6 separate regions of the Mus musculus genome follow, and regions 1, 2, 3, 4 and 5 are each linked to region 6. Evidence: chromatin loops called from intact Hi-C (ENCODE). Cell type or tissue: heart. All regions are shown on one strand. Region 1 holds the start of Gm51707 (a long non-coding RNA gene). Region 2 holds the start of Arid3b (AT rich interactive domain 3B (BRIGHT-like)). Region 3 overlaps Fam219b (family with sequence similarity 219, member B). Region 4 overlaps 1700017B05Rik (RIKEN cDNA 1700017B05 gene). Region 5 holds the start of Ulk3 (unc-51-like kinase 3). Region 6 has its middle 9.9 kb from the start of Csk.

What was found. A loop is a pair of places that touch in the nucleus more often than their neighbours do. Peaks named below come from ENCODE experiments on the same cell type or tissue, not always from the same donor. Only the 100,000 strongest peaks of a DNase experiment are listed, where the experiment ranks them.
Region 1: it touches region 6 in a loop (9-fold over the local background); 8 of 42 quality-filtered maps call a loop at or near these places.
Region 2: a loop joins it to region 6, with 2.4 times the contacts of the local background. A loop is called at or near these places in 3 of 42 quality-filtered maps.
Region 3: a loop joins it to region 6, with 7 times the contacts of the local background. A loop is called at or near these places in 28 of 42 quality-filtered maps.
Region 4: it touches region 6 in a loop (1.9-fold over the local background); 2 of 42 quality-filtered maps call a loop at or near these places.
Region 5: it touches region 6 in a loop (4-fold over the local background); 13 of 42 quality-filtered maps call a loop at or near these places.

The regions. Positions count from the first base shown.
Region 1 is chr9:57,483,213-57,488,212 of GRCm38, forward strand. Gm51707 (a long non-coding RNA gene) reads left to right here and starts at 2,423. Exons shown (of 4, transcript XR_003948331.1): 1 at 2,423-3,213; 2 at 3,448-3,501; 3 at 4,062-4,247; 4 at 4,378-5,000. It also overlaps the pseudogene D9Wsu149, the pseudogene Gm6166 and the pseudogene Gm18103. In heart, a CTCF peak has its summit at 2,708 (motif pointing right); a DNase peak (open chromatin) is centred at 2,819; H3K27ac peaks cover 296 bases; H3K27me3 peaks cover 224 bases.
Region 2 is chr9:57,835,064-57,840,063 of GRCm38, forward strand. It overlaps Arid3b (AT rich interactive domain 3B (BRIGHT-like)), which reads right to left and starts at 1,716. Exons shown (of 9, transcript NM_001379353.1): 1 at 1,619-1,716. It also overlaps the pseudogene Gm7547. In heart, a CTCF peak has its summit at 1,915; a DNase peak (open chromatin) is centred at 1,908; H3K4me3 peaks cover 3,007 bases; H3K27ac peaks cover 3,760 bases.
Region 3 is chr9:57,538,406-57,543,405 of GRCm38, forward strand. Fam219b (family with sequence similarity 219, member B) reads left to right here. Exons shown (of 5, transcript NM_001166364.1): 3 at 406-483; 4 at 841-889; 5 at 2,250-4,782. The coding sequence ends at 2,414. Among named protein-coding and RNA genes, the nearest start is that of Fam219b, 3.4 kb to the left of the region's middle. In heart, a CTCF peak has its summit at 3,118 (motif pointing right); no DNase peak of the experiment used is centred here; H3K4me3 peaks cover 830 bases; H3K27ac peaks cover 304 bases.
Region 4 is chr9:57,256,926-57,261,925 of GRCm38, forward strand. 1700017B05Rik (RIKEN cDNA 1700017B05 gene) reads right to left here. Exons shown (of 3, transcript NM_028820.2): 2 at 1-2,215. The coding sequence starts at 2,164. Among named protein-coding and RNA genes, the nearest start is that of 1700017B05Rik, 3.2 kb to the right of the region's middle. In heart, a CTCF peak has its summit at 2,973 (motif pointing right); DNase peaks (open chromatin) are centred at 2,986, 4,126 and 4,696; H3K4me3 peaks cover 1,800 bases; H3K27ac peaks cover 1,501 bases.
Region 5 is chr9:57,586,684-57,591,683 of GRCm38, forward strand. Scamp2 (secretory carrier membrane protein 2) reads left to right here. Exons shown (of 9, transcript NM_022813.3): 8 at 397-517; 9 at 739-2,115. The coding sequence ends at 873. It overlaps Ulk3 (unc-51-like kinase 3), which reads left to right and starts at 2,769. Exons shown (of 16, transcript NM_027895.1): 1 at 2,769-3,003; 2 at 3,641-3,781; 3 at 3,978-4,098; 4 at 4,531-4,635. The coding sequence starts at 2,902. In heart, CTCF peaks have their summits at 2,859 and 4,247 (motif pointing right); a DNase peak (open chromatin) is centred at 2,828; H3K4me3 peaks cover 1,974 bases; H3K27ac peaks cover 1,813 bases.
Region 6 is chr9:57,653,096-57,658,095 of GRCm38, forward strand. It overlaps a transcript of Csk not described here. Among named protein-coding and RNA genes, the nearest start is that of Csk, 9.9 kb to the left of the region's middle. In heart, CTCF peaks have their summits at 2,845 (motif pointing left) and 4,953 (motif pointing right); DNase peaks (open chromatin) are centred at 2,856 and 4,056; H3K4me3 peaks cover 427 bases; H3K27ac peaks cover 487 bases; H3K27me3 peaks cover 2,055 bases.

The DNA of each region.
Region 1 (5,000 bases), 170 kb before region 6:
CATGCGGAGGTTGTGAAGAAGGTGAATGAGCTGATCGCCACAGGCCAGTATGGCTGGCTCTTTGCTGTCGTGCACTTTGCCAGCCACCAATGGAAGGTGACCGCAGAGGACCTGATTCTAATTGAAAATGAGTTGGATATCAAGTGTGAAGAGAGGATTCGGCTGGGGAAGGTCCTGCTGGTTGGGGCAGACAACTTCACACTCCTGGGCAAGCCACTCCTCCGAAAGGAGCTTTAACGAGTTGAAGCCACAGTCATTGAAAAGACAGAATCATGGCCCAAAATCAACATGAAATTTAGGAAAAGGAAAAACTTCAGGAAGAAAAAAATCATTGTGAACCCCCAGACTATCCTCCGCCATTGAGATTGCACCTCGTTTGCTGTGACCGCAGAGCCGATGTCTAAGAAGTTCTGAAATGTCTAATAAATTCACATCTGTACTCAGGAAGCTGGGGCAGGAGGATCACAAGTTCCAGGCTAGGTTAGGCTACATAGCAAGACCTTGTCTGACAATGAAAACAAATAAAGTATTTTCTAGGGGGAAAAAAAAAAACATAATAAAAAAGGTACTTCTGCCCCTTCGGCTCTCCATAGTGGTCACCAAGAACAATCACCTGACGAAAGGGGGCAAGAAGGGAGCTAAAAAGAACACGATTGATCCGTTGTCTAAGAGAGGCTGGTATGATGTGAAAGTTCCAGCAGAGCGCCCTCGCCACCGCATCTCTGCTGCTTTTGTGCTCTCCCTCCCGCCATGGCCAGCCTTAAGGATCTCGAAGGGAAGTGGCGCCTGATGGAAAGCCACGGCTTTGAGGAGTACATGAAAGAGCTAGGAGTAGGACTGGCTCTTAGGAAGATGGCTGCCATGGCCAAGCCAGACTGTATCATTACGTGTGATGGCAACAACATCACGGTCAAAACCGAGAGCACAGTGAAGACGACCGTGTTCTCTTGTAACCTGGGAGAGAAGTTTGATGAAACGACAGCTGATGGCAGAAAAACTGAGACGGTCTGTGTACCTTCCAAGACGGTGCCCTGGTCCAGCACCAGCAATGGGACGGGAAGGAGAGCACGATAACAAGAAAACTGAAGGATGCGAAGATGATCGTGGAGTGTGTCATGAACAATGCCACCTGCACTCGGGTCTACGAGAAGGTGCAATGAGGGCTTCCTCGTCATCCTGGACAGGAGTTAGCTGCCAGAGTGAATATGCTCAATTCAGTGAGCGGTCAAATGCAACAAACAGCTTCACTTCTTTGGTTTTATTTTTCATGACTGTTGAGTTCTCTTTATCACAAACACTTTACATGGACCTTCATGTCAAACTTGGTTTACCCAGGATCATTCCTTTGGTTAGTAAATAAACGTGTTAGTGCTAATTTAAAAAAAAAAAAAAAAAAAAAAAAAAAAAGAAAGTTCCAGCAATGTTCAATATTAGAGACATCGGGAAAACACTAGTCACACGGACTCAAGGAACCAAAATGGCATCTGATGGCTTCAAGGGCCGTGTGTTTGAAGTGAACCTTGCCGATCTACAGAATGATGAAGTTACATTCTGAAAGTTCAAGCTAATTACTGAGGACGTTCAGGGCAAAAACTGAGAAGTTCTCTGACATGGATCTCACCCGGGACAAAATGTGTTCCATGGTCCAAAAGTGTCAGACCACGACTGAAGCTCATGATGCTGTCAGGAGGACCGATGGGTATTTGCTCCGACTTTTCTGGGTTGGCTTCACTAACAAACACCAACAACCAGATACGCAAGACATCCTATGTGCAGCACCAGCAAGTCTGCCAGATCTGGAAGAAGATGGAAATCGTGACCGGAGAAGTGCCGACTAATGACTTGAAGGAAGTACTTAATAAACCGATTCCAGACAGCATTGGGAAAGACATAGAAAAGGCTTGCCAGTCCATTTATCTTCTCCATGACGTCTTAGAAAAGTAAAAATGCTGAAGAAACCCAGGTTTGAATTGGGCAAGCTCATGGAGCTACATGGTGAAGGCGGCAGTTCCAGGAAAACAACTGGAGACGAGACAGGTGCTGACGTTCAACGAGCTGATGGATATGACCCACCAGACCAAGAATCTGTTTAAAATCCAGACCGTTAATAGCGACAAAAAGTCCTATTTGTGAATAATAATAATAAATGATAATAATAAAGAATCATATATTATTGAACAATAGAATTAAACAATCAACAGACACAAAATGAAGATAGATCACAAAATCAAGTTGGGCAAAAGAAGACAAATCAGAAAAATAATAAAAGGGCTGAGGGATGAAGCTTGGTGGCATGGGACTTGTCCAGCACGGGCACCGTCCAGTGCTCTGTGTCTAGCACTGAAGAAAGAAGGAGGGGAACTCGGAATAAACAGACCTGGATGCAATGGCAGACACCTATAATCCCAGCTGCAGGATGCAATGGCAGACACCAATAATCTCAGCTGCAGGAAGATTGCACATCTAAGGCCAACCTGGCCTATGTATGAGACCATGTCTCAAAATGAAAACAGAGAAAGAAAAGGAGGCTGGGAATGTGACTTAGTTAGCCTAGCACTTGCCTTACCCAGTAAGACTTCTTTCATTTAATAAAAGAGAGAGAGAGTGATCTATGAACAGCAGGAATATAGAAAACAAGAACAAGCTTACCTCCTACTTTATTCAACATCCACCTTGTTCCCCCTACTAGCAGTTCCCATAGTCGACCACTAGGGGGCATGCAAGCTAAGCAATCGCTACTTGCAGAGCTAATTCTCCACCATCAAGTTGCTTCGACTTCGCCTTTAATCAGAAGTGCACTAGGCAGCTCGCAGGCTTACACACAACCAACCCTAATCACCATCGTGTTCTGCAGCCCAGCCAGTAACTCTGGTCATGGAATTCAGAGCCCAGACTGCTGCTCATAACCCAGTTAGAACAGGAATCCTGCAGCTAGCAGAGTCTCTCCGAGCCTATTCCTACCAACCTCACAGAAAGGTAGAATGCCCTCTAAACACCATAGTCTAACGTTTGTAAGCTCTGACCTTGGCCACCAGCCTGACCCCTAGATGTCAAAACCACAAGATACATTCTGTTCCCACCTGCCTGACCACTGACCACTTTCAGCCGCACTCTATGCCCCGTTCTCAGCCTGATGTCCTCTTCCAACCTGCCCATGATGCTCTACCAGGTCCTCGGAGTCCTTAGCAGACCTACACCCACTCCCTCTGCCCAGTAAGTCTGACTTTCATCTTTAAAAATATGTTTACATTTATTTATTTATTTATTTATTTATTTGAGGGGTGAGCGTGCCACAGGACACATGAAGAGGTCAGGGGACAACTTGCGGGTGACCGTTCTCTCCTTCCACCGTGGGTTCCGGGGATCACACTCAGGTCAGCAGGCTTGCCAGTGGCCACCCTTGCCCATGGAGCCACCTTGCCAGCCCACCTCTCACTTTTCTTTTAGGACTGGTGTGTAGATACCATCATAAGCAGGTGTTACTTCCTCTGGACCCTCCAGGTAGGAGCCAAGAGAGTACTCTATGACCACTGCCCTTGGGGACAGCATGGCTTGTGTGAGTGTGTGTGTGTGTTTGTTGTTGTGTTATTGTGATTGTTTTAGTGTCCTTTCCTGCTGATTGTTTGGTTTTGTTTGGTTGTGGGTTTTTTGTTTGTTGGTTGGTTGGTTGTGTCAATTTGACACAAGCTGGAGCCCTCTTGGAAGAGGAAACCTCAAGCAAGAAAACACCTCCTTAAGATTTGCCTGTAGGCAAGTTTATGGGCTATTTTCTAATTGATAATTGATGTGGAAGGGCCCAGCCCCCTATGAGCAGCCCTGTCCCTGGGCAGGTTGTCCTGGGTGTCTAAGAAAGCAAACTGAGCAGGGAGCACAAGCCAGTAAGCAATTACTCCTGCATGGCCTCTGACTCTGGACCCTGTCTCCAAGTTTCTTTCCTGACTTCCTTGACTACAAAGTGTGATCTAAAATAACCCTTTCCTCCCCAAATTACTTTCCGTCATGGTGTTTATCACAGCAGCAGAAAGCAAACTAAGACGCTTCTGTATTTCGATTTTGCTTAGGACTCATGCATGCGTGCTTCTGCTCAGGCCGGCTGATCCTCTCTCATCCTTCAACACATTATTAGTCTTGCTTTCTCTGCACACCTCCCTGGATTAGCTGGCTGCCTCTGTTTGGTCTTAATGCCTCCTCCCTTCTTAATCACAAGGCCAGTCTCAGACAAAGGAGATTGTGGCCCTGACACATTGGTAAGTGTCAGAAAGTGGATCTGTAAAGGAACATGTCGTGTACATGAATATGTGTGTTTAATGTTAAATTTTCCTGACACAGTGGGACTGCATCATGGGCAGCCACTGACTGATCTTTTCCCTCTTGCAGGTCCTCAATGGCACAGTTCCCTGAAAAAGAAATGGAGGCTAAAGGAAGAAGCTTTATCCCCCGAGTTAGCATCGGCAGTGCTCCTTGTTCTGACTGTGGTTGTTAAGGACCAGTTCAGATCCAGCACCTGATTACAGTGGCGATCACCAGTCCCTGATTCGAAGGCGGGACAGGCCAGCTTGTTGTTGGACAGGACCAACCTCCTTGCTCACCTCTATCTCTGACTTACTGCTCAGTACCATGTTTGCATTAGAATCCTGTGTATGTCTTGGTCTTTTCTTCTTTGTTTATATCTGTAGGTATGTCTTGCTGAACACGATCTTGGAGGGAGGAGTGTGTGCATGGGAGATACCGCAGCCCAAGCTTGAACAAGGGGAAGACCTGGCAACAGTCTTCTCCTCAGTCAGGCCTCTTACAGGTCCCACCAGGTTTCACATTGCCCAACGTCCACAGTGCAAACCCTTGCAACACTGTGAAACTATTTCCCAAGCACACAGATTCTTTCAGCATCTCCCCTTCACACTTGATCGCCTTCTCCGAGAGTGAACAGTACTGTACCTGCTCGCTGGACATGGGTATTTTGTACTGTTCTCTCTTGAGGTCATAGACAAACGTGCCCTTTA
Region 2 (5,000 bases), 180 kb after region 6:
GTTTCTTTTTTTTTTTTTTATAAACCACAAATAAATCTCCTCACATCCTCTTTCTTTCTGACTCACTTCTACTATATTTATTCTATGAGTCCAGTGAAGAAAAGGCTTCCAGTCCCAAAGTACCCTGGGGGCAGGGTTATCTGCATTCTTGCCAATCTGTCTCCAAACACAAATCCCTTTCACACCCTTCCACCTCTAACCTTCCCAGGTTCCCCCTTCAACACACCTCACTTAAGTTATAGTTTCCCACAAGTCTTCCTCAGAGCAAATTTTAGGGTGAAGAGGACTGGCAACAGGGTGTGCATTTCTGTTTGCCACATGAAAGGGGAAGCGGCACTGTGCAGGTTGGGACTTGATATTTGCATTGTCCCAGTGTTTTAGGATTGAGTTGGAAGATAAGAAAATGTAACCTTTTACCATCTTCAAAAATTCATGGGAGAACTAATCTCTAACAAGAAAAAAAAATGGCTTTGATTTATATAAATTTTTACACGTTTAAAGAGTATAATTTTTAAAGCTGGGGAGGCGGGGAGTTCAAAAACCAACCAGAGCCATGCTAGACAAATCTCATTTTGTTTCTTAGAAGCACTTGGTTGTAGCTTTCATAGGCGGATAAAAGATTCCAATTCCAATTGGCCCCTTACTGCCTGTCCCTCCTCCTGGCAGTTTGGAAAGTATAAGTTATGCCTGCAGCAATACTTTCTTTCTGCTTTAGTTCTTATTCTGTAGGGAAGCCTGAAAGTTGGCAAAATTGTTCCTTTAAAATAAAAACCCCGTTGGGGACAAAACAAAACGCACACAAAAGAAGAGCAAGCAATTCACTGGTCATTTAGAAATATTCGTATAATCTTTAAAGTCAAACAACACAACTGGAATATTTCAACCAACTCCTGCCAGTCATAGTACAACTGCTTCTTTTCTGGTTGGCACCATCTTCTCGGTAGGCTTTCCTCAGCAAGGGAGAGGGGTGTCCGATAGCGTCTTTATTAAGACAGAGATGACTCCGTTTTACAACTCAATTGGCACATCCTCCCGAAGAGTCCATCTCATCCCAATCCCTAAGCAGCCAAGGATTCAAACAATACTACTAACATCTAGAGAATTTACGTCTCCGAAATCTAACTTCATCTCTCCATCCCTCGCTCGGGTTTTTTAAACTTCCCGGACCTCCAAACCGAGAGCAACGGACTGCTTGCCGCTTGAGCCCGGCCTTGGTGACCATTTCCCTTACCTTCGTTTCCAGCTCTGTCCCCGACCCTCTTCGACCCCTCTTTCCATTCTTTACCTCCCACCCAATGGAGCCCTATCACTTTTACTTCCACCAAGCCCCCTTTGCCAATCTCCCGGCTCTTCTCTAATTACTCCATCTAAGCTCGCTCTGCGGTTGCCAAAAGGGGGGGGGGGTCCCTTACCTTTCCCATCTCTTTATCTCAAACCACTCCTTTGGACACCGGGAGGACGGGGCTCCTCCCGATGCTCTCACTTTTTCTCAGCGGACCCCGGCTTCACTAGCCCGCGTCTCCCCTACACACCTGCCTCGGCTCCCATTTCGGTCCCCTCCACCTGCCACAGCCCCTCTCCCGCCGCGGCAGAAAGAACCACGACCCGCGCCGCTCACCTATGTGCAGCGTTCCGGGCTCGCGGGTAGGGAGGAGGCAGCCGCTCAGACCCCAGCGTAGCAGCTGAGCCTGCTACTCCTCCGCAGCTGGGGGCCACAGCCGGGGCGGGGCCCGCACCGGAAGCTGTGCTGCGGGGCCCGGCCGTCAGCCCGGGGCGGGGGAGGGGCAGGTAGGGGCGGGGCCCCACGGTGGGGGGCGGGGCCCGAGGCCGGAAGCAGCTAAAAAGGGAACGAGGTGGGGGTGGGTGGGTAGTGCGAGACGGAAGTGACTCCTAGAGACCGCCCTCTGGTTGAAGCCGTGGGCGGAAGCCATTTAAGGCGGGCGGAGGCTTCGGCCAATGGGAGAGCACGGACTCAGAGGAGTTCCGGTGTGAGTGCTTTCGCGGGGAGTTGAAAAGAGTAGGACTGACTACAGCACACGGGTTTCTGGCTGCCGTGGTTGTGAATTGTTTGTAATAAGTGAAAGAAAGGAATAAAGAGTGCTAACTTTCAGCTAGTCTTAATGAAGCATTCCAGCCTTTTATTAGTTTTTTTCTAAATTTCACTTTTTGGATTGAAATTTTCCTGTTCTGGAACACCACCTCTATCCATCCCCAACCTCACCTCGTCACAGGGGTTAATGTTTTCTTTCTTCAGGTTCCAAAGGTAGAAGCTGAATCCTGGCACCGCTTATACAATAAAACAACAAAACCTTGTCTTCTGGGACTCCTAACTCTGGGGAACTTCTGTGAATTTATGCATGCACCTCCTTGTTTTACCTTTCTCCCAACTGACCATCATCCTTGATCCAGAGTCTATGGCTCGCTTAGTTTTGGGTCTTAAAACAATCCCAGCCAAAACCTAGAACTTATTGCCACTGGCTTTTCTTGTCCCTTCCCTTCTTCCTTCCCTTCCCCTCTTTTCTTTCTTGTTAGAAGGTAGCTCACCTATTTAGCAAAAGTAGTTGACCATCAAGCTCCAGGAATCCTGTCTTTACTTCTGAAATGCTAGGATTGCAGGTGTGCACCACACCTGGCTTTTTACTGAGGCGTTGGATATCCAAATTTAGACCCTTATTCTTTGGCGCCACGCTCTTAACTCACTAATCCATCTCAGTTCCTGATGAAAACTTTTATGGTTTGTTGTTGTTGTTGTTTGTTTTGTTTTGTTGCAGTCCTGGTCCCTTATTTCTTTTTTGTCCACTAGGCCATGAATTCATATGGAATGGGCTCCAGCAGTTTCCGTTAGTCCTCACAAAGTGTGCTTCTCTGGTTGACGCAGGCTGGCGCTTCAGCTGCACCCGGGTGCCCTTCTCCTTGGCTTCCTTCTTCTGATCGTTCTCCTTCACCCGCTTCAGGAAGCTGTCCCTGCTCTTCGAGTGCTTGATGTGCTCAATCCGCACATTGATCCTCTTGGCCAGAATTTTGCCCTTAACTTGCTTATTTACAATGATGCCCACAGCATGCTGGGTGACATTGTAGACTCTTCCGGGTTTGCCATGGTAGCACTTATGGGGCATTCTTTTTTGAACAGTGCCCATTCCCTTAATGTCTACAATATCACCCTTCTTGTAGATTCGCATGTACGTGGCCAAAGGAACAACGCCATGTTTCCTAAAAGGCCTAGAGAACATTTATACTGGGTGCCTCTCCTCTTTCCCTTTGTGTTCGTCATTTTGGCCAATTACTGGAAGATGGCTGCAGCAGCCGACTTTTATATGGTTTTATTTTATTTATTTATTTATTTATTTATTTTTGATTTTTCAAGACAGGGTTTCTCTGTATAGCCCTGGCTGTCCTGGAACTCACTTTGTAAACCAGGCTGGCCTCGAACTCAGAAATCTGCCTGCCTCTGCCTCCCAAGTGCTGGGATTAAAGGCGCGCGCCATCATCGCCCGGCTTATATGGTTTTAATTACCTTTTTTTAGTTTGTGTGAGGGCACTGTTTCCTCCCTCCTTGCTCTAGAGATGTAACATAACTCTTCCTCAACTTTATCAGAAACTCCAATCTGCTGAAAGCCGCTGCCTTATCTCTTGCATATTAACCTCCTCTCCTTCTTTCTCATCCAGGATTTAATGGCACATCATTCCAACCCCAGTCTTTCAATCCCACCCTAACGTTCCCCTGAAGAGACTTACATAATTTTCATTCTTGTATCTTGTCATAGAAAATTATCTGGTTGAACAGATTGAGATCAAATTGTCCATTTAAAATGAATTCTAAGCAGTGGCTTCAACGTTTATTCTACTCACTATCTCTATGAATCTCTGACTCTGTATTCACACACCACTTCCCCTGCTCATCTTACCATATAAGTACAGAAAATGTAAAATACCGTGAAATCTAGAAATCTACTCTGATGTGTTCCCATTCTGTCTTTCCGTTTTATAAATTAGGCAATCAAAAATACCAACTTCCCTGGTCAGGTCCTCAGTTGAGTATTTGTTGATCAGTAGACAAAACTCATTTCCTGCCTTCAGTGATCTTTACTGGTTCTGGAGAGAGAAAGCAAAATACATAGTGTCAGATAAGTGCTATGCAGAACAGAGCAGGCTAAAGATTAAACAATGGTGTCAGGCAACTTCTATTTTTAGATGCTGGAGAAGAACTCATTGATAAGGAGCTCTTAAACCGAAATGGGGCTGACATGATAGGGGTGAGCCACATCTAGTGGATATTTAAAGAAAGAATGTTTGAGAAGAGGAGACAGCATATTTGAATGCTCTGAGGTAAGAACACATTTGACAGGTTAATAGGAAGGGAGAGACTAAGAATAACAAGGAAACATAAACTCTTAGCAAACAAACGTTTATGGCTGAATGAGAGGTAAATAGTAGAGAGAGTTCATAAGGAAGTAGCCAGGGACTCAACCATGCAGACTACTGTAGACTATAAAAACAATTTTGCCAGTCTCTGCTAACACCAATGGAAAGTTTTGAGCCAGAAGGTCACTTGATCTTATTTCAGTCTCTAAAAGAACAATTATCGCTGTGGCACAGAGAGTAGAGTATAAGGCTAGAGAGAGAAAAATAAAAGCAATAATCCTGAAGGAAGATGGTGGGGTCTTGAAGTCAAAGATGTCATTGGAGGTGGTGAGAAGTGGTCAGGTCTATTTTGAAGGTGAAGCTGCCAGGATTTGCTGGTATTCTGGTTGCCTAGGTCAGGGGAGAGTCAGGAAAGATAGCAGATTTGGAGCCCATCTAACTAACTGGTAGAATTGTACCATGCTACCATGCACCTGGGGGACGTTATCAGATCTATGATTAGCAAAAAAAAAAAAAAAAAAAGGAATGCCGAATTGAGATATATATATATATATATATATATATATATATCAACTTGGAATTAGACTATTACAATATAATAAAGACATTTTGTTGAGTGAAACAAGTCAGTCACAAAA
Region 3 (5,000 bases), 110 kb before region 6:
GGAGTGAAGATGGAGAGCCCGTGCAGTATTTTTGGAGTTTTTTTTGTTTGTTTTTTAAAGGCAGAATGGTACCCTCTTAGAGCTGAATAAGACCTCACACAGCTGTTTATAGCTGAAACTCAAATGTGACTTGCCTGGGATCCCCAGGCTAAGGTGGAAAGATGCAGCTTTTTACCTGGTTCCTGAAATGGGGAGGTGGGCCTTTCCTAGGAGCTTTCAGTGCAGTAGAGTGGGCCAGAAAAGAATCCGAGAAGCCGGAGCCAACTGCATAGAACAGCAGTTCGTGGTGACTGTGACCGGGTAGAAGGAAAGTCTGGAATAGTCCACTCAGTTCTTTCTGCATAGGGATCAGGGCTCTGGCCTTCCCTGTGAAATGCCTCTGCTTTCTTCCCCGCCCCATCTCAGGTCAGTGAAGTTTAACAAGGGCTACACTGCTCTTAGCCAGAGTCCAGATGAAAACCTGGTGTCCCTCGACTCTGACAGGTGAGTGCTTTCCTTGGAAATAGTCAGCAGTGACTTGAATAGATCAGCAGAGTGCTTGATGCCCTTGCCTGCTGCCTTTCTCCCCCGAGGCCCTTCATGTACACTCCAGGGCTGCTCTCTTTTGACTGCTGTCCCTTCCAGGGATAGCATGGCTGGAAGTGTTCCTGTCCTATTGGGCTTGCACTTTTAGCGAGAATCACCTGCGGGAGCCATTGGTGCTCACTGGGACTCTGGGCTTGAGTTCTCTGGTGTGCAGTCTTTGCTTCACAAGTCCTTCAGACCCCCTTGCATGCCCTCGCCATTTGCAGCTGTGCCACAGAGATGTCCCCTGAACTGATTGTCTTCCTCTTCTCCTAGTGATGGGGAGCTGGAATCCAGATATTCCTCCGGGTATTCCTCTGCAGAGGCAAGTCCAGAGCGCCTATCTGTGCAGGGTCAGGCTGCAGGCAGGTCACCACCCACCACTGCCAAAATGTTTGTGCTGCCTGCTGTGTGCACAGCACGGTGCTAGATTCCACTTTGCTCCCTAGTCTTCCACTATTCCCTCTTCCCTAAGCAAAGAGAGACAGGCATCTTAGGATGGCTGTTGAAATTCAGGAGACTATATATCCTCAGAGCTAGAAGTGATGTCAAGTCCATAATCTTGGAATCCTCTTTCTAAGTTCCGGCTAAGTGTCTATAAACTGTGCTGGAATGCTTCTTGTGATTGGTCACTCACTACATCTAAGAAACATTGCTTGCTGCCCTCTTTGGGTAGTTTCCAGGTCTTCTGTTTCTTGCAGCCTGGACCCACTGGTCATAGGTTTGCCTTCCAGTGTTGAAAGGTAATTCAAGGCTTCCCTTTTTTTCTCTGAGTCAGCATTCAACCCTCCCCCACCCATCTTCCACTGAGCTTGCTTTCTTCAGTTCCATCTCTGGCAATAGTATGAGCACACCTCCTAGGCTGGTCTTTAGGACATCTTTCTAGAGTGATTGTCCCAGCGAGAACCAAAGGGACAGAAAATTCTCAGCCAGGCATGGTACCATGTGCCAGTACAAGTACAAATGAGCTGCAGTTAGGGACATGGCCGCACTGGGTAGCTCGTCTTTATTCTCCTAGGAATCATTGGTTAATCTCAGTTTTGCAAAGGAGAAAACAGCTTGCACATTGTACCCTCCTTATATGTCTAAGACATTAAGATTGTCAAAAACTAAGGAAATTCTGTCAAGAATCACAAGTCTAAAAATGTCCTAGCATCATTGATGTCCTGCCTACCAGCACCCTGGTGAAAGCAGGCTGGCTTTGCAGGAACCTAGCCCTGCCAGCACAGAAGGAACTAGCAGCAATGCTGTCCCCCTACCACTTTCTACTGTTCCACATATACCTCTAATACTCAAGCCTAGTTTTCTGTTGCCAACCTTCCTCTCTACATAGCCCTGGCTGTCCTGGAACTCGCTCTGTAGATCAGGCTGGCCTTGAACTCAGAACTGCCTGCCTGTCTCCCAAGTGCTGGGATCAAAGGCATGTACCACCACAGAGGACAGCCCCATATTCTTCAATCTTGATATGGATATCTGGGTGACAGATTTTTAAAGAGAAGCCTGGCTGGTTCTCAGTGAGCCTCTGGGGAGTTCCTCACTGCTGGAAAGACACTGCACAGAAAGGGCCGTCCTTCTGTAATGCAGGATGTGCAGAGGCCTGGGGCTAGGTAGAGCAGGGACCTGCCTTTAGGCAGCAGCTCTGTATGCCTCGCATCCTGTTTTACACTTCTGTCCTCTTCCTTTAGCAGGTGAACCAGGATGTGAGCCGGCAGCTGCTGCAGGATGGATATCACCTGGATGAGATTCCAGATGATGAGGACCTGGACCTCATTCCTCCTAAGCCTATTGCTTCTTCCGCGTGTTCTTGCTGCTGGTGCTGCCTTGGGGATTCTTCCTGTACCCTCCAGTAGCCATAGCCCTCCAGGATGGGCCGATGGCCCCAATGGCCCTTCACAGTGATACTCAGTGCACTGGGTATCACCGCCAGCCTAGAACCACTGGAGGCATTGACCTCTGGGGAGGCCAGTGGCCTACAGGAGCCCTCACCTGGTGCTTCTCATGTCAGAGGCCCCCGTCTGGGTCATAGGTGATAGGTGGAAGTCGGCAGGTTCCCACTGGGGCAGTTTCAGGAAGCCACTTTAATAAGGGAGGAGAAACTTCCTGAGGTTCTTATGCTGATTGCTAAGAAAACCATTTACAGACATTCTGACTCCTCCTGAGGAGGGAGAAGAAAGAACGAACTCCTTCACTCAGGCTGTGCTGGGGGTATGGTGAGAGGCAGAGAGCAGCACTTTATGGCTTGCAGGAGGAATCTCAAAGAATACAGCTGGGAAGCGCCAAGTGGGTTGTTCCTTAGGTTACAGCAAGGAATCTAACTTAATGATGGAGTGGGCCTGTGGCTTTCAGAACCTCTGAACTTGGACCATTCTGCTGGCCCTGCTGTCTGGATGGGCTTAGTAACTCTGTTGGCCCTTCCCCTGTTACAAGAGAACTGCTCTGTTGTATATGTTTATTTATCTGTAGTTCCTTGGCATTGGAGAGTTTCTCCGACTTTTTTTTTTTTTTTTGAGGTAAAAATTGGATTGGCAGGAATCTGCAGTTTTTGTTATTACCAGCAGAGGGAGCTGCTGGGAAGTTAGTGCCTTCCTATGTTTAGCTGTGTAAGCTTTTGAGAAGTATTGATGGATGAGAGGTGTCCTGGTGTAGCTGTGTGACTCTGGCCTACATGGAAATGTTTAGACAGGATGGGAAGGGGAGACTTAAGCCAGCTCCTGGACCCCACTTGAGTTGATGAATCTGCAGTGCAAGGAGGCCTTCCCTCTAACAAGGCACATTTCTCTCCCCAGCACAGGGCTCACAGGCTGGTAGAGCACTTGCCTAGCCTGTGCAAGGCTAGGGCTGATGCACAAAACAAAACAAAAAAAAAAGCCTCTGGGAGAACACAGCTAAGCCCCAAGCCTGAGACTCAGTACTAAGCCTCTTCCTGGAATCTAGTTTTCCCAGTCCCCCTCTGCCCGGGTCCTCCTCTTTGGGGTTTTTTTTTTTTTTTTGGTTTTTCGAGACAGGGTTTCTCTGTGTAGCCCCCTGGCTGTCCTGGAACTTACTCTGTAGACCAGGCTGACCTTGAACTCAGAAATCCACCTGCCCCTGCCTCCCAAGTGCTGGGATTAAAGGCGTGCGCCACCACTGCCTGGCCTCTTTGCTTTATCTTACCCAGGTGTGTGGTGAGGCTTGGGGTAGATACGGTTCCCAGCATAAGGGGCGGCAATAGTCAGAGTTAGGGGTTGGGCACCACATGTGACTGTCCGTCCAGTGATTACTGGAGGCTTAGGAGAAATGATATGCCTGCTATGTCCTTTCATAGGTAGTAGCAAAAAAGGTAAGATCAAAAGATAAGGCTTTCCCTATTACTTGGCCACAAATCTGTTCTCATGATTGTTGCCAGTGCCTAGCAGGGGGTTTTGTTGTTGCTCTCAGGCTGTGGAAGGCTGAAAAGAGTATACTATGTCTAGGGGCTTTTTACTCGACTGCTTGGCAGCATCACAAGAAGGAAGATGGGACAGAAGCCAGAGGCACATCTACTTGGTTCTTGGGTTGGGTCATAGATGCTGCCTGGGCTCTACAGTGGGAGTCTGCAACTCTGTGCAAGGATCTCATTCTGAGCACTTTATGTATGGCCTGCAGGGAAGGAACACAGACCATATCCAGGCTTCTAGGGCTCTGCAGAGGTGGAGTCCTCATGTGCAGAGGGAACAGAGATAGTACAGAGTAGAGAAAGACTTGGTGGTAGGGCTCAGTGAGGCCACAAGGGCTTGTGGAACTTAAGTGTGGAGTTCTATTTCTGTTTGGTTAAAACAGAGTAGCCTGGACATTTGGCAGCTCCTGGGGGTGGGCAGTGCCCAAGAAACCACACTCTCTGGGGTAGTTGTACTTGGCTAGAACTGTCCCTGGAAGGAAAGTTGTCGAGCTAGGTGGCCTCGTGTGGAAAAGCATTACTTGTGGAAAAAGCTCAGTAGTGTCCAGCTAGGAGGGATAGAAATGGGCAGCTGTTAGGGGACAGACAAAAATAACACCAATAAAGGCACAGAGGTGCTCACACCCTAACTGCCTTAATTCCAAGGGCTGGGTGTTCTGCGGGAGGCTGTCCCTGGGAAGGAGGGCGTCTGAGCCTCCTCAGGAGTGCCTGTGCCTCCCCCACGTTTGTTTACACTGCCCCTCAGTCCTCTTTCTTGCCTTGCACTTTCATAGTCTGTTATAATAAATGCAGTCCTGGTAGTGAGCTGTACTGTGCTGCAGTGGGTGGCTTGGTTTGGTTTGGTTGGTTTGATACAGTTTTTCTGTGTAACCTTAGCTATCCTGGAACTCACTCAAACTTAGACCAGGCTGACCTCAAATTTAAGAGATCCACCTACCTCTGCCTCCCAAGTGCTGGGATTAAAAGCCAGCTTTGGTTTTTTAATCTTATGTGGGGGGGGGGGGTACACTTAAGTGTGTGT
Region 4 (5,000 bases), 400 kb before region 6:
CCGAGGCTGGAGCAGGAGCAGGAGCTGGTGATGGAGGTGGAGCAGAGGCTGGGGCCGGGGAGGCCACTATGGCTGGTGGGCTAGGCAGGGCCAGGTTGAAGCATGCCACTGGCAAAGGCTGAGTGAGGATCTGCAGTCCCACTGGCACAGACGGGGGGTTGGGTACAGGCTGTGCAGGGGCAGGCGCAGGGACAGGAGCCGGGGTAGTGGGAGATGAGACAATAGCTGCAGGTACGGGCGCAGTACGGAGTATCTTGAATTTTCGGAACATGAAGGCCACAGAGCTATGGAAGTTGGTCCTTGGTGTGGCTTCTGCAGTTACTTCAGGGATTTCTGTGACCATCTTTTTTAGGCCAGGCAGACCTGACACTGTGTTTTCTATACCTGGCCCATCCACAGCTTCAGCGGGCTTTTCATGCACCTCAGGACTGGGGACCTTGACAGGGACACCCTCTGCCATCGTCTTTTTAACACTCAAGTCCAGAGCCACCTCCTCACGAAGAGAGCAGTGAGACCTGGAGGCTCCATCCTGAGCAGGCAGGTTCCCCTTGCAATCTTTGTCTTGGCTCTTACTGGTGGCTGGAGCCGAGTCCCGCTCAGCCCTGGGCTCTGGTGTCTGCACATCCAGGTAGTCACGGTAAGGGGCCAGACTAAAAACGTTGTCAATCACGGGCATTGGTGGGGAGCTGGGAGGCCTGGCATCCTTCTGTGGGACAGACTGCCGCTCCTTGGCACAGGGGTGCAGTGCTGGTGAGGTGCGGGGAACTGGACTGTCCCGGATAACAATAGGCACTCCAGGACGCTCGTTTGGCCTGGGCTGGAGTTGCTCTTTCCTGCAGCTGGGCAGCCACATCTTCTCTTGAGCTTCTGGAGTTGGCTTCTCTGCAGGTCTCACAGGCTCAGAGCAGGGTTGGCTGGCTGGCAAAGGCTGGCATGCTCGCTGGAAGGCACCGGGCTGTGGCACAGGCTGCACACTGTTCTGGGAATGGGAAGGCGGTGTTCCCCCAAGCCCCGGGGATGCCCCATAGAGAGAGAGGTCATCCCTGGCATAAGGAAAACCCAGAGTTTGGGGAACAAAGTCCAGTGGGCACCTTGGAGCAAGAGGGGGCTCCAGTTTGAGCCCTGGTGATGGTGCTGGGAGGGGTGCAGAGGAGTAGGAATAACTGTCTATCCCAAGAGGGGGCATGTACGGAGCCTGGGGTGCCTGTTGCCTCAGGTAAGGGCTGCCCAGCCCCCCAGCTTGGTACGCAGCCCCCTTGTGGGCTCCTAGAGGTGGCAGTGGGAGCAACGAGCCATAGCTTCCCTGCTTTTCTGGATGACAAGATGGAGGGCAAGGCAGGGCCTGTGGCGGTGGGGGCAGTGGATAGTGGGCTGCCACTGCATCCTGGCAAGGTGGCCCTAGGGGCTGTGCAAGTTGAGTCCAAGGACTGGAGGGCCCCTCAGACATTGCTTGCTTTGCATCCCCAGGATAAGGACTGGTGTACTTGGAAGCCAGGAAACCTGTGCTTTGGATAGTTCGATACTTCTCCAAGAATGCCTGGCACGGGGAAAAAGGCAGGGAAGAGTCCTTGCCAGGTCCCCCAGATGGTAGTCCTCGCAAGAACGTCCCATCCAGGGGCTGGCCCTTGCCAGGAGCTGTAGCTAGAGGACAGGGTGGGTCAGCAGAAGGCAGCAGGGGCCCTGTCACCAGGGTCCAGTCACCATCCAATGATCTCTTTGTTCCCCCATCTCCGAGGCAAGTGGAGAGTCCGTAACACAAAGGGTTGCGGTAGACAGGCTTGGGCGCGGCCAGGGGCGGGCCTGGGTACGCATGAGCCTGGGGACCGAAGGGCAGCAGCTCACTTGAGTCTTGTATCTTTTCAGAGCCTTCTGTCGGGGGACGGTAGAGCAGGCAGTTTGTCAGTAGGTTGTCACCCCGGAGTGGGGATCCTGCCACACCAGTGGGGTACAAAGATGGATATGGGGTCCAGGATGCCAACCGCTCAGATCCTGCCTTCGAAGTACCCCCTATGGGGCAGGAGAAATATGCACCTTTGTAATTGCAGGAGTCCTGGCTGCTAGCAGAAAGGGGCAGGCTGTGTCCTGGCCCTGGGTCTGGCTCCAGGCGAGGCAGCTTGCCATACATCATAGGCCCCAGAGGCCCTAGGGGCCGCTTCTCTGCCATTACTATGAAGGTGTCAAGCTCTCCTGAACCCCTGCTACTTGACTTGCTGACCTGGAAGAGAGGAGAGGCCAAGATAGTTAGAACACAGGCCACTCTGACTTGTTGTCATCCGAGACCCTGGCTCTTAGTATTACTCAGCTGAGACTCCGTGCAGAAGTGACACTTGCACAGGTTTCTGACCCTACTTTTTGTTTCTGGTTGTAGGTTTGTTGTTGTTATTGTAGCTATATAAGGCTGGCCTCAAAAACTTGCAAAAGATCCATCTGCCTCTGCTTCCGGAGTGCTGGGATTAGAGGCGTTCACCACCACCTAGTTATAGCTGTAGTTTTTAAGGTATAGAACCCAAGTGAACAAGTATGTGTGCTGTGGCCGTACATACAAGTCTACACTCCACCGTAAGAACCATGTACTAGGGTAAGTCTACACTCCACCATAAGAACCATGTACTAGGGGCCTTGGGGTTCTGGGCAATGCTGGAGTGTCAGCTGCCTTGGCTTTCCTAGGAAAGAGGAATCTATCCCAAAGTCACTAATGAAAGGGATAGGACAAGAAGTTCCTACTCCAAGATGTCACAGGTCTTAAAAAAAAAAACAAAAACAAAAACAAAAAATAAACCTGCCAAGACATGAAATCCCAGCACTGCCTACAAATTCTAGTTTCTTCTAACACTTTATTGATCTGCTTGTCTTACCCAAATCCAGAACCTCAAAGCCAGGTCCCCAGAACCAAACTAGTCTTGATTGGACAGGGCAGTCCCTCTTAAGAGGTGTCTGGGTAACCAAGTAAGGTCAGCTCGCAGCAGGGTCAAAGCTGACCACCAGATGGCGCTGAGGTGCCAACAGGAAGGTCCTTGGCTTAAGGAAGGAGTGTCATCGCCAAGCCTTGTGAACATGATAAATGTGTGTGTACACCAGGGGAGGTGGAAGGCAAGAATCCTAGCTGGCAACTACTTCCACAGTGCTTTAGTGATGGGCAGACTAAGTGCTGGGAGAAACACACACACACACACACACACACTCTCTCTCTCTCTCTCTCTCTCTCTCTCTCTCCCTGGTGCTGTTCCCATTTCCTTCTTTCCTTTCTTCTTCTCTCCCTCTTTCTTTCTTCCTTCCTTTCTTTCTCTCTCCCTTTTTCTTCCTTCCTTTCTTTCTCATGTTTCCTTAATAAATCTAGGTTCTACTTGAAAGAAAAGAATACAGCACAGAGGGAAGTCCAAAGAAGGGTAAGGACCAATGTCCAGTTATCACAGGCACTTTCGTTAAGAAACAGGCATCCCCAATGGCTTATGGGTGGCTCCCTCTGAGGTTTCTCAGTTGGGGTTATCAATGGCCCTCCTCTCCCTCCCCCAGTGAGCACTCCTACCCCCTAAAACTCCCAGTGGCTTAGAAAAGGGTAAATGGGATCAATATTCCTATAAGTAGGTCACAGGTAAAGTGTCACACACTTCTGTCACCAGCAAGCAGGGACCACCTTTCTCCTCCTTTCTGAACAGTGGTCATGACTATAGGGGCTCAGCTAGACCAGCAAGGTGACAAGAAAATGTAAAGGGTGGTAATATGGTCTAGGGAAGGCCCCATCCTGCACTGCTCCATACTTATATGGTTGGTTTTGCTTTATTTTATTTTCTCATTGGGTCTCCCTGTTTCTCCATCTGGAACCCACTATGCAGACCAAAATGGCCTTGAAAGAGATCTACCCGACTCTGCACCACAAGACTCACATGGCTCAGAAGGTACCAAGCCCACTCTATCCTTGGGGAGGTCTGGGTTAATTAAGGGCTGGCTTTGGTCTCACCTCCACCAATGCTCCTTGGGACCTGCTCTAACCACCCCTCTCAAGAGTCCGTCTCTCCAGGGCTCAGCCCAACCCGTGCCCTTTGGCCCTGGAGACTTCCTGAGAACCAGACCCCTGGGACCCTCAGGAGTCTTTGTAGGAGGAGTGAGGGCGCCAAAAAGCCAACCCAAGACTCTGAAAGGTGAGGCGGTGACGTAATGCCCGGCCAGTAGGATGGAAAGCTCCCTCGGTAGAGGCCACCCCCACTGAGAGAGTAGCCAAAAAGAAGGTGCCTTGTTTCCGGATACCAAAGTAGCCTAAGGCGCTTGGGGAAGGTAGGGCCAACAGGTGATCCTACCGTGAAGATGTCCAAGTTCTGCCAGTTCTTAGAGGAGTTCTAACCTCAGCCAGAACCCAGGGCAGGGTCAAGCGCCTACACTCCTGCTTTTCCACGAGGGAGACAGACAACTCCGTGGGTCCATTTCCACGTCACATCCTTGGGGCCTCATGAAGAGCGCGATCCCAGCCAAGTTGAGGCCCGCATCAGTATTCTCTCCGCTCTAACAGATACCAGTCTTCTAAAAACTTTGCGTGCTGAGGTTCTGAGCACTCACTCAACGTGGAGCAGCCCACACTTCTCAGTTTGAGAGAAAGGGTCTCCCCGGATGCTCCGCTCCTAATTTCCCTCTCCCGGCCCCGCCCGTGACCCTCGTGCCAGTGGCTCACAGCCAGCCGGCTTCAGTAGGGAACTGGCGCCCCACCGCCACACCAGGCTTCCGGGTGTCCCCAAGCCTCTCTCTCCGCGCCTCTGCAACGCACGTGCACCCCGGCAGGCTGACACACAGACTGCCGTGGGCCACGCATGCAAAGCTGTTCCTACACGTACATGCATGGCCCGAATCTGCACACATGCCCCCCACTGCCCAACGGTGCCCTTCCTTAGCTCACGTAAACGTGTAAAAAAGTCAGGAGATTCGCACTGGGAACCCCACGGATCGATGCCCGCAGACTGCACTGAGGTCCAGAAGGCTGGGGGGCTGGGGGGGGGGCGGCCTCAAAGTCT
Region 5 (5,000 bases), 66 kb before region 6:
CTGAGGTGACAGAGTAGAGGCAACAGGCTGGCCAGTGCTCCTCTCGCCAGAGTCCTCTGTGAAAGCCCGGTCTTCCCAGTCCCCCCCCTCAGTCAGCAGCACTGAGCTTTGGGCTGCTCCTGGCAAGGGGCTTGCTGTATCTCCTTTCCAAACCTCACTGGGCAGGAAGACATGACCCCACCTCTGAGACCTCAGGAGAGCTCATGCTGGGCCGGTGTGGGCCTGTCAGCACTCACAGCCTGTTCACTCACAGAGAAAGGTCATTGAACCACAAGGCTCCCTGTGCGGCTGGGAAATGTCCAGGTGGTGGTCAGGACACAGCCATTTGGGAGAAGTGCTCCTCTTGGGGACTTCTGAGTCTCAATCTTACCTCACCTCTGCGTTCTCCTTTTGTAGTGGTTGGCTTGCAGCCCTATCTACGATGAAAAATGGGCCCTTAGCTGTGACCATCATCATGATGGTAGTGGCTGGCTTCTTTACCCTCTGTGCTGGGCTTTCACTCTTCCTCCTGCAGCGGGTAAGTAGGACAGAGCCAACAGCGAACCCCAGTAAAATGCCCATCTCTCCTGGGCAGGCACAAATCTAAATATGCCTTGCTCCTGAAGCTCTCAGGGGCCCAGCACCTCATCCAAGGCTATGGGTAAGCAGCCAGGCAGGGTTGACCCCTCCAGTGGCTGCCACCATACCCTGATGGCTAGGTTTGCTCTGGGCTCTTCTCACCCCAGCCTCCTTCCCTAGGTACACGCCTTCTACCGCCGAACAGGAGCCAGCTTCCAGCAGGCCCAGGAAGAGTTCTCCCAGGGTATCTTCAGCAGCAGAACCTTTCGCGGGGCTGCCTCATCTGCTGCCCGAGGAGCCTTTCAGGGGAATTAGGCTTCCCGACTCTCCTTCCCTGAGCCCTGGCCTCTCTGTCAACTGTCTTCTGAGCTGCACTTTCCTCGGGTGCCTTATGCAGTGACTACACCAGCACAGACCTGGCAGGGATTTGTCTTGTCCCTGCTCCTCCCTCAGTAGTCAGCTTTCTCCTCTACAAGAGGGAAGGAGAGGAAGGGACAAGGACTTTAAAAAAAAAAAAAACACATGGGAAAAGAAAAAATAACAAAGCTGTCTTTCCTTTTCTAATGGTGGCTTGGTCTGATTTTGTCTGGAAGCAATGGGACTGTTTTCCCTGAAAACAAATGGACTCATGTGCTTGGGATCATGGGCCAACCTGGGCTCACTGTACTGGGGATTTTCCACAGGCACCCTGTACTTCACTCCCTCCCTCTACAGGCTCCATGTGTATTGGGTCTCCACAACCTTGCCTTTCATGCTTGGGCTTCCTAAGTCCCCCAGTGGCTCTACTCTAGGTGAGCTGTGTTCTGGGTGGGAGCACAGAAGTCTCCCAAGTCCTCTTCCGGTGAGCTCCTGGTGTTCTTCACAACCGAGTCATGACCCTGTGCCTGCTACGACTCATGTGTGATAGCACCTTGTGCCCTCTGGGGGCCCTCCCTAGCCTCTCTTCAGACTTCTGAATGTACAGTAAGTGGGGTTGGTTGAGACTTGGGGGATGAGGAGGGGACGAAGACAAGTAAGTCAAGTCCTGCCCAGCCTCTACCAGTCTTGTGAGAGGGTAGATGTCTGCTTGTTTTGGCTTCTCTCCTCCCAAGGGACTCTGCCCCTCTGCCTTAGCTTGGCCCCTGCCTATCTTCAGCAATACTCACCTCTTAAAACGCTTAGGGTCTTTTGGAAGAAATCAGTCCTGAACTATGTCCTGCAGGCAGGACTGCCGAGCCTTCTTTCTGAGGGTTCTTCCCACAATGGAGTCTAGGTCCCTTTCTACTTGTCCTGGGGGCTCCACGGGTGTGTCACTGCAGTGGCACCTAAGAAGCCGCTGTGGAAACCTGGACCCTGTGTTTTGTCAGTACTGCGAGAGCTCACCAAGCTGGCCAGTCTCCTGCCCCTGGGAACTGGGGCCCTCCTGAGACTACCCTCATGCTGTCAGCCCTAGAGCCACCAAGTGGTAATGTCAGCCACCGGGGTTTTGTAAACTTCCTGGTATTATTTTCCTCCATGTACAGATGTATATGTCATGTCTCAATTTTTGTGCTTAAATAAAAAGATTTTCGGACAGCACTGGCCCTGATGTCAATGGTGGACTTGGGAGGGCTATAGCCTACTGAAGTACAGACTAAGGGCCTACTAAGATAGGTGAGGTGACAGTTAAGGTTGTTGGTGGCTGAGCTGTGCTGGACGACAGACCACTCAACTCTAGGGAAAGAGTTGAAAGGCAGAATCGAGGACCCTGGCAATGGCAACTTGGTCTCTTCCAAAGGCATTTAAATTGTTTTTCGCCAAGCATAGTGGCACATACCGTTAGTCCCAGCACTCCGAGGCCAGACTGCTCTACAAAGTAAGTTCCAGGAGAGCCAGGGCTACTCAGAGAAACCTTGTCTTCCAAAACCAAATAAACGAATGAATAAGGGCCAGAGCACGTGTGATGATCAGAGAAGAACTTGCTGGAGTCCGTTCTCCCTCGTCACCCTGTGGGGCCCTGGGATTTTCATATCCACTGCTTCTGGTCTTGAAGGGCAGGGAGTGAGCCAGGCTCTTCCTCCCGCCCCCTACGTAGGTGGTCTCTAGGATGCCATTCCCATGTGATCGTGTCCGCAGTCCTCGACACAACTCTACACCCACTAAAGCCTCAGTGTCTGAAACCTGCCTGGCAATCCTTGGCAGAGGGTGTCACCCAGCCCGCTGCCGGCGGGGAGGAGCCTCGGAGGGGAGGTGTCGAGCCGCGCTTCCGGCGGGCAGCGCCGGGGCCCTGCGGAGTCCCGCCTCGCCGCCCCTCGAGCGCCCCCAGCTTCTCTGCTGGCCGGAACCTGCACCCCGAACCAGGAAGCACCTGGCGGCGGGCGCGGGATGGCTGGGCCCAGCTGGGGTCTCCCTCGGCTGGACGGTTTCATCCTTACCGAGCGCCTGGGCAGTGGCACGTACGCCACGGTGTACAAGGCCTACGCCAAGGTGGGTGTGGGCGGGTCGTGCCGGAGGTGTCCCGGCGCCGGGCACCCGACTCCCGTGCCAGCCAACTCCCTGCAAGCCCGGCTGGGTCACGGGCCAAGCTGAGCAGGAAAGGCGACCGCCTTGAGAGCAGTAAGGCCACAGTGGCTGCCCAAGCTGGTAGAGGAGGCTGGAGCTAACCGCCCCTTTTAGGTTTTAAAAACAGCCACGCCAGTTTGGTCTGGAGGTGCGGGCGATGACCTAAGGGAATCTCTGTGTCAGTGGCTGAAGAACCGGCTCTGCACGGAAGTTGCCTTAGGGGCTGGGAGGAGTCTGGGGTCAGACTCCCAGGAGGCAGCACCAGTTAGAATGCAGAGTGGATAGCTCTTTAAATAGTGACATCCCCCGCCCCCTAACCCTCCCCGCCCCCCCTCTAGAAAGTGATGCGGTGGGTTAGAAGCACGGCGTTGGAGAACACTTGCTGGGGTGGGATTCCCGAATCCGGATGCCTCGTTGATTTGAGACGTGGAAGCTGGGAAACTTGGAGGTCCATGGAGAGTGGACAGACTCCAAACAGGGGAAAGTTTGCAGACTCAGAGCCCACTCCAGCCCATGGGGTCGGCCCCTTCAAAACAGACACCCCAAATTTTCTGTACCACAGAAGGATACTCGGGAAGTGGTAGCCATAAAATGCGTGGCCAAGAAGAGTCTCAACAAGGCGTCAGTGGAAAACCTCCTGACTGAGATTGAGATCCTCAAGGGCATTCGGCACCCCCATATCGTGCAGCTGAAAGACTTCCAGGTCTGAGCCCAGGAAGGGGTGCCTCCAAAGGCGGCTGGAGAAGGGACAGCGCCTAAAGCTGTCTCTCTCTCTCTCTCTCTCTCTCTCTCTCTCTCTCTCTCGCTCCCTTTTTTTGGGGGGGGTTCAAGACAGGGTTTCTCTGTATAGCCCTGGCTGTCCTGGAACTCACGCTCTCTCTCTTTACTTGCAACCACAGTGGGACAATGACAATATCTACCTCATCATGGAGTTCTGTGCAGGGGGTGACCTGTCTCGCTTCATTCATACCCGCAGGATCCTGCCTGAGAAGGTGGCCCGTGTTTTCATGCAGCAGTTGGGTAAAAAGCTTGTGACACACCCCGTGGCTTCTTCTCCCCTATCCCAATGCTTTGCAGTCTGCCATGTTGTGTCCCTAGCATCTGTAGGGAATTCAGGCTTCCACATGGAGAACATGATGTAAGAACCTTGTGGCATCTTCCAGGGCCCAGTAGGTGGAACCCAAGTGCTTTAGTGAGGGAGAATGCAACGTCCTTAAGGGCTGGGGCTTTTCTGGAGGCTCCTTGAAGGGAGGGTGGTTTTATGAAGGGTACAGAGAACAGGCACTTGGGAACTCTTAGAAGTAGCCAGAGTCTGTTGCTTCTATATATTCTGTAGCTCAGCCAGAACAGCGCTGCAGTAATAGAGCTGTACGGGGATAGGTGGAGGCCTGGGGAGGGGAGAGGCAGGTGGGAAAGAGGCTCTGACTTATTTTCTGGTGGCTGACTCCTCAGCTAGTGCCCTGCAGTTCCTGCATGAACGAAACATCTCTCACTTGGATCTGAAACCGCAGAACATCCTGCTGAGCTCTTTGGAGAAGCCCCACCTGAAACTGGCAGGTCTGCGTCTGGAACAGCAGGGTGGCAGTTCATTTAGAGTGGGTGAACAGTGAGCTCCTGGCTGTGCTGCTTCCTCAGCGGCCTGGTTCCCAGGGGTCGCTCTGTTAAGTCATTAGTGACAGATCAGGAGGTGTAGAGCTGAGCCCGGCGCCAAAAGGTAGCACCCATTCCCAGGCTGCCCACACTTTCTGTCCTGCAGGGTGGTGGGTGGAGCTAGGGATCAAGTCTGAATTAGAGTTGGGGTTCAGTCTGGAACTAGTGCCAATGTGTGACCAGCATCCAGGATCAGTCTGTGAGCTCTGTTCTTAGGGTTAGGGCTCAGTCTGGACGGCTGAGGAGAACACTTAACAGTGGACAGGTGTTTG
Region 6 (5,000 bases):
GCTGGCCTCTGCAGGGTGGGGTCAGGGCTTTTGTTGTTGAGCCCACAGTGCCACAATGGCTGAGGAGCTGAGAAAGCCTCATTTGTCCAGCCTCCAAGCCCCCCAGCAGTTAGTACTCTCCACAGCACTGAGCAGAGCTAGGGCTCCCCCCCCCCTCACTCCCAATGATGTTGGTACTCACCCCTCCGTACTATCTTGAGGCTTCTGGGTGTCCTTTTTTTTTTTCTATGATGGACTCACCCCACCCAGAAATCCCCAGGCTCTGCCTGTTGATGAGAAGAAGCCTCTTAGCTGCTTGTTGAGCTAGCTTGCTCAGGGCGGGAAGGTGAGCAGAGAGGTCCTGAGGAACTCCACTGAGGGAAGGGCTTGGCTATCTGACTGGGTGGGCAGGGTGCGTGAGGGTGGAGCTTGCTTCCAGCCCAGTTTTTGCAAATCCTATGCAAATCCTTCTTCTCAGAAGGTGTACCTGCTAGACCCCACATGACAACACCTGTCCCCTGTCTGGCCAACGGTGGGGTGGAGCTGTAAAGGGCCCGTAAACCCCACAAGCGTAGGACTGTGGATATTTCCTGGGAGTGGGACTTGAGGCCTGGAGGGACCTTCACAGGCTCCAGCAGGCCTGGAAGGAAAAGCCTTTTGCCTTCGATCCTTAAGCCGCTTAGTGATTCCTCCGAGTGGCAGGGAACCAGCGAGGACAGGGACTGGTTCTTTTCCTTCTGACTCCATCGGCAGGTGGCACAAAGCCTCAAGTAGCACACACCTGAAAATTAGTGAGCAAACTCGCCTTGAGCTCTCTGGCTGTCATGCCCGCCATAGGTCTTAGGACCCCGGATCCAAGGAGGAGTTCCACGCCTGCCTGCCTTCTGTCCGACTTCCTGGAGCCCAGCCATAACTACCCTCTTGCCCTCCAGGAGCTTCCTCCCGGCATGGGGATAACTTGGCGGGAGTTGTTGGGGCTGGCGGTCCCCACTCAATTCTCTCTTTAGTCAAGGTCAGTTGTGGTTGGAGACCTGCCTCTCAAGCCCCCAGAAACTGTCCGCCCTGACCCCTAAGGCCATGTTTGCCTCCCCAAGCCTGTTGTCTGGCAGCCCTGAGTGCTGTGCTCGCAGAAGCTAGTAGTTTGTCACCTCTTACTCCGTAGCACCATTCTTCCATGGGGCCAGTTAGCAATGAGAGGCACCGTCAAAGAGAAGGCAAACTTGCTGATCAGGTGCAAGGACTGTTCTGTCCCCATCCTCCTGCACCCCCCCCCGGGGGGCCTTGGGGATGGGGGCTTCACTTGTGCCAGAGTGAAAGATTGAAGGGGAAACGGATGTCCCATGTCCCGTGACTGAAACACAGCCTGGAGCAGCTGGTCGGTTCCCTGTGCTGTTCGCTTCCAGACAGCTAGAGTGGGGATGCGAAAAGGAAGGGAAGCCGTGCCCCAGGACTTGGAGATTGTTCTCCCCAGCAGAAGGAGGAGACCAGGGCCCGCATCCTGTTCACACCACACGGGAGGCCTCTTCTTCCTAGCCGCCTGTCTCCTTTCCAGTGTGGCTCTGGCTGCTGCTGTTTCTTTTAGGAGCAGTGCATTTATTTAATTCTTGCTGATGTTGGAAGAGGTCGCTTTCTGTTGGTTGTGACTTAGATCCTGATCGCTAGCTACCCCAGGGCAGCCCGCTCCACGGACTGGGGCTATAGAAGATGAGGTGAGGTCTCGTCTCAGTGGCAGGTGCTACATTCTCTCTTTCTCTTTTTGTTCTTGGTACCCGGGATGGAGCCCAGGCTCCTCACACAGAACAAGCAAGTGCTCTATCCACCATTTAGCTACATCACGGGACATTTTTGAAAATTTAATTTATTGCTTGTGTGTGTACAGGCCTTTTCCCTGCGTGTCTGTCTGTCTGTCCACCACCTGCATGCCTAGTGCCCTTGGAGGCCAAAAGAGGGAACTTTTGGGTGGTTATGAGCTGCCAAGTGGGTACTTGGAATTGAACCCAGGTTCTGGAAGAGATAATGGTATCTTTAAAGCAACTAGTATCCTTAACCACTGAGCCATCTCTCAACCAGTATCCTTATCCACTGAGCCATCTCTCAAGCCCCTGTATTTTCAATGTGAAAGTATCTCACTAAGCATCCCAGGGTGGCTTTGGAGTCATTCTGTAGCCCAGGCAAGCCTTGAGCTCTTGGCTCTGCTTCAGACCCCAAGTAACTGGGTGTCATTAGGCTTTCCTTACATTTGTTGTTGTGCTGAGATGAGGGCTCTCTAGCCCTGCCTGTCCTGGAACTCTCTACTTAGATTAGGTTGCTTTTGAATTCATGGAGATCTACCGGCCTCTACTTCCCAAATGCTGGAATCAAAGGCATGTGCCACCTCATTCATCTCCTTCATAAATTATTATTAAAAAAATATATATATACATGCCTGTAGTCCAGCACTAAGGAGACAGAAGTAGGAAGAACAGGATTCAAAGTTATTATCAGCTACATATAGTAAGTAGGAGGCCAGCCTGGGCTACATAAGCCTGTCACAACAAGTGAACAAAACTAAAAGCAAGGCAAGTGATTATTATACCAGCACAATTAATGATAATATTATTAATGTTTTGACTCTGACTCTGATTCTGTAGCCCCAGACATCAGAGTTTGCTCTGGCTAGCAAATTTGTGGCAATCCTCCTGCCTCACCCTCTCAACTGATGGGATTACACTTCAAGGGGAGACGATAGAATTACGCCATTGTTACGCTGCCCTCACATTTCTCCTGATTTCTCTTAGAATTATGTTTGTCTCTGATAATGAGACAGCCACTAGTCTCATCAGATCCGAGAGGCAACAGCGCCCTCTGGTGTCCAAAGCTCAGACCCACAAAGGGAAGAACAAGAGAAGAGGCCCCAGGAAGGGCAAAGTCACATGACCCTGCCCCAAGGTGCCAGACCAAGCGCTGGGATAGTCTGTCAGACAGTGCTTGCCGTTCTGGGAAGCTAGGCAGTTAGGAGCCTGCAGAGACGCCGTCGCAGGTTAGACTAACATCAGGGCCTGTACTGGCCAGAGCCAGCCTGGACCGAGAAGAAGATAAAGTCCTTTCCATAAAGTTCTGAAGCACTAATCATCCTTCCACGGGATGGAGGGAACAAGCCTTTCCAGAAACCACGGCCAAGGACTCTGGGTGGCTTTAGAAGGGCATTTTGGAAGGGCGTTTCCATCTACAGGGGGTCCCCCTTCCTGAAGGGACACAGCCAGGTCAGCACATGGGTGTGCTGGGTGGCAGGACATCTTGGGTTCCTTTCCTTGGGCTGCTTCTGATCCTAAGGCAACTGCCATACTGGCTCCTGGCACCAGCACTGTTGGCAATCCCAGGATTTTTCTGAGTGAGGACAGGTGAGAAGGGCACTTTGTTGAGCACTTACTGCGTGCTAGATGGTTTTTGTTGTTGTTTTGGTTTTGATTTTTCCAGACAGGGTTTCTCTGTATAGCCCTGGCTGGCCTGGAACTCACTCTGCAGACCAGGCTGGCCTCGAACTCAGAAATTCGCCTGCCTCTGCCTCCCAAGAGCTGGGACTAAAGGCGTGCGCCACCACTGCCGGGGCGCTGCATGGTTTTTAAATTATCATTTGATCACGATCCTTCGTATAAAACGGGAGCATCTAGATTGTCTTTGGATGGTGAGGCTGATTGACAGAACTGTGCAAACCTGCGCTTTCTCCTGCCCCACAACAGGCCTCGGATGGTAGCTGTGGAAACCAGAGCCCCCACTAGCTGTTTTGGTTGGCAGAGAGGAGCCATGAGTAGGAGGAGATGGTTGCCTCCTGCCTGCCCACCCCACTCCCATTTATCATATGGTAGCCACTCGTGCTCCTAGCCTGTTGGAAATTGGGTAGGAGGTTCTGACTCCTGTCGTCTCAGGCCCTCAGATGAGAAACAGAGAAGGGTCCGGAAGGTGGGCAGGAAAGAGGCTTTAGAGTCCTCTCTGAGCTTGCTTTGGAAAATGTGGTTTGACCCGAGCCCTTTGAGAGGCAGCTCAGGGCACTGGTGCCAGACTGGGGCGTCGTACGCTGTCCGGCAGTTCTCTGCCAGCAGCAAGAGCTGCCAGCAAACCCAGGATCAGCTGTGGGTGTGAGAAACAAGCCAAGCAAATGCAAACACCAGGGCTGGAGATGAGTGACTGAGAGGGGTTTGTTGAGGACTCCACTTCAACTTCTAGCACTTGCAGCAGGGGACTCACAGGTGTCTGCAGCGCCAATTCCCGGGCCTCCCACACTTCTGGCCTCTATGGTGGGCACTGCACTTGGGTGGATATACCTGTGGATATGCTCACATACATGTAATTAAAAAGAGGGCAAATCTTGAAGAAAATGTAAAAAACGACCTCTTTCCTCAAGGGAAATATGAAAGAATTTATTTCAGCCTAGGAACGGAGACTTAGGCTCCCCCCAAACTCCATGGTCCATTGTGGCAGTAAGTTTTGTGAAGTTTTAAATATAGAACTAAGAAAGTCATAACACTTTTCACATCATGGGTGAGTTCATAAAGGTAGGCGGTTACAGCAAATTGGGGACATCTCGGCTATCAGCCTCAGATGCTGTCTGATGGCATTCTTAGTTTTCGGATTGGTGGAAGGTAGGGCACTGCTCACCATTCCAAAAGGACTTACCTAATAGTTATGTTAGGCCACACAAGGAGGTGGGCAGTAAATGACTATTCAAATGAAAGGCTCGAGAAAACAGAGATAAAGTGTACTTACACCCCGGGCCTACCACTCTCCAACCTTTTATTTCAAACCCTTACATCCTACTCAACCTGCTGTTGCAGGTGCAGCCTCTTTCCAAGGACTTGTTCACAGTGCCAACTCTGAAAACGACCGGAAGTGTCACTGCAACGTAAGCCCTTCCACTCTGCACCTCAGCCTACCTTCTTGGTGAGCTAAAGTAGAGCTTTTAAGGATGCAGTGGGCACAAACACCCAGAGGGACCAGCAGAGGGCAGGCACCCCCACAGGGAATTTGGCTGGCGTTCAAGTAGA